2 separate regions of the Homo sapiens genome follow, and region 1 is linked to region 2. A link is a contact called in ENCODE Hi-C data. All regions are on one chromosome and are shown on one strand. The core of a region is the stretch at or near the end of the contact, and the rest is flanking DNA. Distances in the headings are between cores, read along the strand shown. Region 1 holds the start of AKAP12 (A-kinase anchoring protein 12). Region 2 holds the start of IYD (iodotyrosine deiodinase).

Evidence for each region. Hi-C counts contacts between places; a loop is a spot of excess contacts on that map.
Region 1: a loop to region 2 is called in a map of HepG2, with 7 times the contacts of the local background. The contact joins the promoter of AKAP12 here to the promoter of IYD in region 2. A Hi-C loop is called at or near these places in 1 of 168 maps with a recorded cell type or tissue (HepG2).

The regions. Positions count from the first base shown.
Region 1 is chr6:151,238,347-151,242,782 of GRCh38, forward strand. It overlaps AKAP12 (A-kinase anchoring protein 12), which reads left to right and starts at 1,621. Exons shown (of 5, transcript NM_005100.4): 1 at 1,621-1,713; 2 at 2,038-2,378. The coding sequence starts at 2,217. RefSeq lists enhancers at 1,424-1,933, 2,011-2,588.
Region 2 is chr6:150,366,285-150,370,554 of GRCh38, forward strand. IYD (iodotyrosine deiodinase) reads left to right here and starts at 2,728. Exons shown (of 5, transcript NM_203395.3): 1 at 2,728-2,925. The coding sequence starts at 2,748.

The sequences.
Region 1 (4,436 bases), core at 371-2,870, 870 kb after region 2:
TGAGAGGAGAGAACACAGTTGATTGAAAGGGAAGGGGAGTGCCATGCGGTGGTGAAGCGTGGACCCTGAAAGCAGATGCCAGTTGGACTTCCTGCTCTTCCAACTCCTGGCTGTGAAACCTGAAGCACACAATTTAATTTCTCCGGGCCTACTCCTCCCCCTCCTGCCAATGGTAAAATGAGAATAATACTATCTATCCCATGGGGTTATTGTAAAGATTATTATGTAAAGTGCATTGAACAGTGCCTGGTACAGAGTAAGAATTCTAATGTTTCCTAAATAGTCAAAATTTAAGTCAAAATGGGGGAAATGTGTATAAATTCCTAAAACTAAGCATTTTGCAAATATACTGTTTCTTAAGAGATAAACTCCAGAGAAATTGGCCTTCGTGTAGTCCTTTAAATAAAAATAATTAATTCAGAAAACAGGCCCAGTGTGGTGGTTCACACCTATAATCCCAGCACTTTGAGAGGCCAAGGCAGGAGGATCGCTTGAGCTCAGGAGTTCAACACTAGCCTGGGCAACACAGCGAGACCTTGTCTCAAAAAAAGAAAAAGAAAAAAAATTAATTCAGAAAACAAATTTGATGGTGAGTAACTAACCTATGGTTCCCAGGGTACCATTCGATTCATGCAATTCATTAGGCATGAAACATCCTAGTGCTGAACTACTGCTTACACCCTTTCTACAAAATTGTACTAAATCTGAGTATGAGATATTTATCTGGAATTTGGTGTGAATATTCCGAAAGTTTCTTCCTTCTTTCTTTCTTTTTTTTTTTTGACAGAATCTTGCTCTGTCGACTAGGATGGAGTGCAGAGGCACAGTCATAGCTCACTGCAGCCTCGAATTCCTGGGCTGAAGTCATCCTTCTACCCCAGCGTCCCCAGCCTCCTGAGTAGCTAGGACTACAGGTGCACCACTGCGCCTGGCTAATTTTTTTATTTTTTGTAGAGACAAGGTCTCGCTATGTTAACCAGGCTGGTTTCTTCATTCTTAATGGAGATTCAAAGTATTTGTGAAAACTGGGGCACTCGGTTGCTAGTTACAACTGGAATAAATTTTGTCTTTCAGCCCCAAAGCCTTAATGCTTTGCGCCAAGCAATCCAGCTACAAATTTAATTTAGTTCAAATACTTATTGATTGGCTGCCATGCTCATGTAATACATATTATATTCAAGGGTCGGAAATGAAAGGATGCAAGCCACTTGTGCTGGTATTATTTAAAGTCTTCATCTTTTGAGAAAGGCTGACGGCAAAGGAACAGATCTATGCTGTCATGTGTCGGCATCGCGCGGAGCAGAGGTGGCCTGGATGGGTAACTTCCAGCACAGGCCCTCAAAGAAGGACGGGCACATTTCCGGTAACAGCCTCATTTCCCCCCGTTCCCCGGGGGAAGGGGGGCGGCTAGCACTGCTGATGGCATCGCCTGACATCACTTGTTCCGGAGGATAGGAGAGCGTGGGCCTGCGTGGCCCACCTCATCCGTGGCCTGACTGCGTTAACCTCTCGGTTCCCTGCTCTTGCCACGTGAGGTGCCCAAATATGGTCGGACTCAGGAGGAGCCAGGGAGCGCTTGCCTTTCTCCTGCTAATGGGGAGGAGGCTGGAACAAATGTTTGGAGTTAAACACAATCTGCAGGAAAGCAAATGGGGACTCGGACTCGCTCCTGGGCGAGCTGAAAGTCGGCTGCAGCAGAAGCTCCTGCCTTGGGTGATCCATCATTTAATAAACCCCAGAGAATCCAGTGTCCCCGGCAGGCTTTTTGCTCCCCTGCTCTCTTGCCTTCTGAGGCCCTGGGTCGTCCCCGCAGCTCTAGTCGCCCTGTTAGAAACGGGAGGCGCCCGAGGGCCGGGTGGGCGGCTGCCTGGACCTGGGCTGGCGCGTCGCAGCGCCTCTGGTCCCGGCAGCCTGGGGGCAGATGCTGCTGCAGGGCGTGTCTGGGGCTGTGCTCATGTGATGAAGCGAGGGAAAAACCGGGGGGAGGGGGGCGGAGGCTAAGAGGTGGCCTTTTTTTTTTTTTCCTTTTCTTTTAAGGAGTTTGCCGCGAGCGCGTCTCCTTCATTCGCAGGCTGGGCGCGTTCGCAGTCGGCTGGCGGCGAAGGAAGGCGCTCTCGGGACCTCGCGGGCGCGCGTCTTTTGGCTCTTGCCCCTGTCCCTGCGGCTTGGGGAAGGCGTAACCCGGCGGCTAGGCGCGGGAGAAGTGCGGAGGAGCCATGGGCGCCGGGAGCTCCACCGAGCAGCGCAGCCCGGAGCAGCCGCCCGAGGGGAGCTCCACGCCGGCTGAGCCCGAGCCCAGCGGCGGCGGCCCCTCGGCCGAGGCGGCGCCAGACACCACCGCGGACCCCGCCATCGCTGCCTCGGACCCCGCCACCAAGGTACGGGCGTGCCGGGCCACCTGCGCCGGGAGGCGCGGGTCTTTGGGGGTGGGGGTGGGGGTGGGGGGGTCCCTCCGATTTCCGCCGAGAGAACTTCCCAGCCCATCCAGCCGCATCTGCAAACTCAGGAGTGCGAACCCCTCTTTGGAGGCTTTTCAGGGTCTTTCGCGCCGGGGCGGGGCCAGAGCAGCGGCGAGCGCGGCGGGGGGCTTGCATCTTTGTCGCGGGTCTCCAGGGGAGGCGACTGCGCCATGCGCAATAATAAAACCCGCGCCCTGCCCACGGCGGCTGAGCCTTTCTGCGCACTCTTCCGGTGGGAGCCATGCAGCCCGAGGCGGAGGAGCTGCGCGGAGGGGGATCCGTGGAGAATGGACCCCGGGCCGGGCCTCCGGAGCTCCGAGATGCGGAAAGTCAGCTGTGAGGCCAGGACTCGTGGTGGAGCCCGCCGGGGAGCCCAGCCACCCTCGGGTTCCCCGTCGCGTACCGCCCTGGATGCCAGCGGTGCCTGGAGCGAGCGGGTTTGGTACCCAGTCCTCCTGCGGCAGCGGCCCGAGCAGGCACCGCCTTCCCGAGGCAGAGAAAGCCTGGGGTGTAGCTCGCTCAGAGCCAGGAAAAACCTGGGCAGGCGCTGCGTTTCCAGAAGGAATGACAGGTTTCGCAAACCAGCCAGCGCCCTCGCGTTCGCTCAGCGCTTTGCCTGCAGACTCAGTTGGCCAAACACACGCTAGAGTGGCTAGAAGTTCTCAAAGGATGGGGTCAGTGTAACGAGCATTCCGGGTACTCTTCCCTGGACGCAGTGCTGAAACGACTGCATTTTATCGGCTTCAGTCTTCAAGGCTGGAATATTTCTTGTGGGCCAGGACAGCCGCCAAGACTGTGGCTTGTTCTGGTCGTGGTATTTTAGATCTATTTTCCAGCGCATGTGTTCATTAGCAAGGCTTCACTCTACTGATTTTGTGATACCCTTGTATCACAAAGGTACCCTTGTGATACCTTGTAGAAAGATGTGGATAACCATGTTTAATAGTTAAATTTGCGGTATGTCAAATTTGAGGATAGAGTACGTGAGTTATCGCAGGAGGTGTAGATGTTTACAATATGCAAAAAAAAAAAAAAAAAGGAACCTACAACCATGACCTAATTGCCTTGACCTCCTTAGCTGCCCTAGTCTCTTTTGGGCTGAGAGACTGCTGTTAATAATATAGTTTTTACCGCCAGTCTTTGATTCATAACTACTTGTAAAATCCATGGTCCCTAGATATTAAGTACTAACTGTGTCTCTGTGCTATGTAGGTTTTTCTAAGAGATGCTTAAGCTTCTGGCCTGAGGAATGTACTGTCCTTTTGAGATTCAAGTCGCATTTTAATACTTACTGTATGCACATAATGTTTTGATGCCAGCTACTGTCAAAGTGGCTCTGTAACCAGTGGTCAGAGTCTAGCGATGAAAATAATTTTAAGGTATAATTGCTAAAAACTTGCAGTTGGGTGACATTCCCCCCACCGCCCCGGCTTTTATACTCCTTCAGATCTTACTAACTGTTCACCCTGAAATATGGGATTTAATCCCTTCCCAGTAAACTTGAATTTGTTTATTTAAAAATATTCCTTCCATTCTCTTTTTCCGTCTTCCATAACCTTATCCTTTTCCTCTTTCCAAGTTGCCAACCGTCTTGAAGCAACCAAACAACCTCCTTTTAAAAAATCACTTAAATGACATCCAGAATATCATTGAACTTGTTGGCATAATGCCCAGTTATCAATTTGGAGACAAATCAGTGCACTTACATGTATCCTTGGAATGTATTTAGTTTTCATTTGAACTAGCCAAATTTATCACTCAGGCTTTGAACACAAATGTCTTTTCAAAAGGACTCCCCAATTAAGAATGACTCAGCACCATGGCCCTTGCCTCCCCTCTTCTTGTTAAGCTCCAATTCCTGACCTCCAAGTAATCCCATCTCCCACTCTAGGCTCCGTGGCACCATGGACCCGTCCCAGCAGTTTTCACATGTGTGGGTTTAGTGTTCTTGCTGTTGTGAATACTTCGCAGGGGCAG
Region 2 (4,270 bases), core at 1,478-3,977:
AATATATTTTGAATGAATGAGTGAATGAATGAATGAAGGAATGCATGGTCATTTTGCTTTTCTTCTCTATCTTGAACCAAGCAATTCAGAGCAAGAATCTTTTCTTTCCCATTGCAAGTCACCAAACATGATGGAAAGCTGCCTTCTGGCATGGTTGTCCTTATGTTTCAGCTCCTCCGGGGCTCTCAGTGGCTTCAGAATCCCCTACAGACTCATTCTGCTGGGCACATGGTCTGAAACCCAAGAGACTCAGGCAATACTCAATTAGCCAGCCAGCTGCTGCATGCCACAGCTGTTAGCATTCCCTTCTGAGATGGGGGTGCCTCCCAGACTTCACCCACTAGTGCACTAAAACCAATTCCCACCACCCCATTTTTCCTGGGCTTAATCCTGTTCCTGACACTGATATGAATTGTGCTTTTGTAGTTACAGGCACCGAGGATCTTTCTGATTCTTCGAAGGTAAGGAGACACATGGGCTGAAACCGAGGCAGGCCTGGGACCTCCTAGGAGCAGAGGCAGTTGCCACCCATGGCCCTCACCTTGTCCTTCCCCTGAGCTGTGAGGCATTGCTGCCTTGCAGGCCTTGCTTCTCTCTGCACATTTGTCTTGCTCTTCTCTTGCTATGGAGTGGTTTCTTTATTCTGTGTTTTTAGTGGGATGTAAAGAGAAGCTGGGCCCCAACACAGGCTCTGCCATTTTCAGCTGCCTGCGTGGGGTTGGATCACATGGACTGGACATGTCCCCTCTGACACCCTTTCAGCAGGCACAGGGAGGGCACTTTCCTGTACAAAAGCTGTCGGCATGGCAGGCAGCACCACCAAATTCAATGGTCTGTGGAGGCCAGTGCTTCCATAATAAACTTTGTTTATTATCTTCTACAGAGTTCTCTGGAGTTAGAGAACCAATATGATATACATCTTAAAAAACAACTGTCTATCACAAAAAGGAGTATTACAATATATGATACAATAAAACCATCAAAATGAGTATTGAAATAAATAACACATATTCAATTTTTTAAATAGATAATATATTTACAACAGCTCAAAATACTTAAATTATGGAATAGTATTCAGTAGAAATTCTCTCACCCTTGTCCCCCATCTATCCAGTTTCCACACTCCCTCCAAAACAAGTAACCACTGTTTTTTTCACTGTTTATTTTGAAATAATATAGACTCACAAGAAATTGCAAAATTAATAAAGAGAATTCCTGATATAACCGCTCCTTAGAGTATGCTTTTCCAGGAAATACATATATAAGTTTGTATAAATGTATCATATTTTCCACTCTGTTTTATTCAAATGGCATCATGTTATACATACGTTTGCACCTTGATGCTAAAGACTGAATATGTCTTGGCAAAATTCATGTGTTGGAGCCCTAAGCCCCAGTACAATGGTATTTGGAGGTTGGGCCTTTGGGAGGTGAACAGGTGATGAGAGTGGAGCCCTCATTAATGAGATTAGTGGCCTTATAAGAAAAAAGATGATAGAGATGATCTGTTTCCACCATCCACTGTGTGAGGTTACAGCAAGAAGGCACCTGTTGGCAAACCAGGAGGGGAGCCCTCACCAGGAGCTGATTTGCCAGCACCTTAATTATGGACTTCTCAACCTCCAGAACTATGATAAATAAATGATAAATAAATTTCTTTCTTTCTTTCTTTCTTTCTTTCTTTCTTTCTTTCTTTCTTTCTTTCTTTTCTTTTCTTTTTCTTCTTCTTCTTCTTTCTTTCTTTTTTTTTTTTTAGAGGAACTTTCACTCTTGTCGCCCAGGCTGGAGTGCAATGGCACAATTTCGGCTCACTGCAACCTCCACCTCCTGGGTGGAGCTATTTTCCTGCCTCAGCCTCCTGAGTAGCTGTGTTTGCAGGCATGTACCACCAGGCCCAACTAATTTTTGTATTTTTAGTAGAGATGGGGTTTCATCATGTTGGCCAGGCTGGTCTCGAACTCCTGACCTCAAGTGATCTGCCCCTCTCAGCCTCCCAAAGTGCCGGGATTATAGGCATGAGCCACCATACCTGGCTGAGAAATAAATTTATATTGTTTAAGCCACCCGGTCCATAGTATTTTTGTTATTTCAGCCATAACTGACTAAGGCACTTTCTAAAACAGACAGACAAACTAACACATAAAAAGCCCTACTGAAGTAATTACATAATCAAGTTGTCACTTTAATTTTTTGTGTCACTTTTCCTGGATCAAAGTTTTTCTCTGATGCAAAACATGATATTCTCTTTACTCCATATATTGGCTCAGGTATCATAAAAAAAAAATCAAAACCCTAGGGCTGTTTTCACAAATATGCCATTTAAAATGCATGGTGCCAAACCTCTTTCCTGAACATTTTCTTCCAGCAGATCTGAGTTGGTGTGTGGAAATCTATTTAAAAAAAACAAAAACAAAAACAAGTTCTTCAGGTGATCTAGCTAGATCTAGCACATGCAAGTTCTTACTCAGATTCTGGCAATTGTTGTCTAAGAATATATCGACAGAGTACATACTTTTAAAAAGTTAATGGACTGGTGTATAACCAAAGCCACAACACCCCACACATGTGACTGTGATCTTTGCTCCTTTGCAAAGTCCTCACAGAGTTGAAGAGTTCTGCACTTTGTTCCTTCCCTGGCACACCTGTGTCTGCATTCCTTCTATCTCCCGGCATTCTCCACTCCTGTCTCTGTGTGTTTAAAAACCGGTGTGGGAAGTGTGCACGCCTGTGACGTCAGACTCCAGACCATGTATTTCCTGACTCCCATCTTGGTAGCCATTCTCTGCATTTTGGTTGTGTGGATCTTTAAAAATGCCGACAGAAGCATGGAGAAAAAGAAGGGGGAGCCTAGAACCAGGGCCGAAGCTCGCCCCTGGGTGGATGAAGACTTAAAAGACAGCAGTGACCTGCACCAAGCAGAAGAAGGTAAAGACACCAGCTATGCTGCTTAGCTTCGCTGTCGTGTTGTGTTGATGATGAGTGTGAGTCAATGGCAGGGCTTATGGAGAGGAAGAAACACACACAGGCCAGCTTCAACATCAACCTCTATTGTGCTAATGAATCAGTGCTTGGCACAGACAGGTCATCTCTCTCCAGTGATGAGCTTGTCACCTGCTGGGACCAACCCTTTTTTATTTTTGATGCCCAGTGAAAAAGCTGTTGAGAGGCTGAAGTTTTCCCTGGCTACAATTCTGTTCTGGTTGTTAAAATCTTTCTGCAGGAATTCATCCCAGGCTGGCAGTGGGCAGGGACTAAGAGGCCAGGTTTTGATCAGGAACTTTGAAATCTACCAAGTGGCATCACCTAGGAGGCTGCTACCTTTCCCTGTGCCAGGCCCTGGAAGTGAAAGCCTGGGATGGCCTCTGTCCTCAACAAACTGAATGTCCAGTTCAGCTGCCAAGATGATACACTAGAATCAGAGAGAGTAACAAAGAGACAGACCCGGTGGAACTGATTCTAAGGTGTTTAGAGTAGGCCTGGGAGTTTGACGGTGCAGTCAGGGAAAGGACAAACCAGGCTGGGAGGATGAATAGGGTACAAATAGCAAGTGCTGGGAGGCCTGTCAGGCAACAAGGAGCCAAAGGAGCAGAAGCACCTGGAGGCCTGGGGCAGGGGTAAGAGAGGAAGTGGAGAATTGAGGGTGGAGGGAGAGGGTAAGAATGGAAGTAGAGAATTGAGGGCGGGAAGGTTATGGCCACCTTGAGAAGAAGAGGTGATGAAGGAGGCAGGTAGGAAGGGAGAGAGCGTGGAGGAAGCTTGAGCCATCTGTGTTTGAGAAGCTTTGTCTGGGATGGGTTCGATTTGGAAGAGGCTCTGTGATCTTCAGCTGGGCTAATGATGCCCCCATCCCCAAACAGAGGCCACCTGGACATGTGAGTGTGTGTGAGTGTATGTGTGTGAGAGTGTGTGTTTATGAATGTGCATGTGTGTGTGCGCGTGCGTGTGTGTGTGTGCATGAGAGTGGATGTGTGTGCGCGTGCATGTGAGTGTTCATTAATGTGCATGTGTGAGTGTGTGTGCATGAGTGTGTGTGCACGAGTGGGTGAGTGTGCGTGTGAGTGTGCACGTGTGTGCATGAGTGTGTGTGAGCATGCATGAGTTTGTGTGTGCATGCATGAATGTGTGTGTGCGTGCGCATGAGTGTGTTTGTGAGAGAGTGTGTGCATGAGTGTGTGTCCTAATCTCAGGACCGGGGCGCAGGGTGTCCAGCTGGCTCTCAGTGCTAACAGCCTGTAGTGCTGACTGCACCGTACAGGAGTCTAGCCTCTCA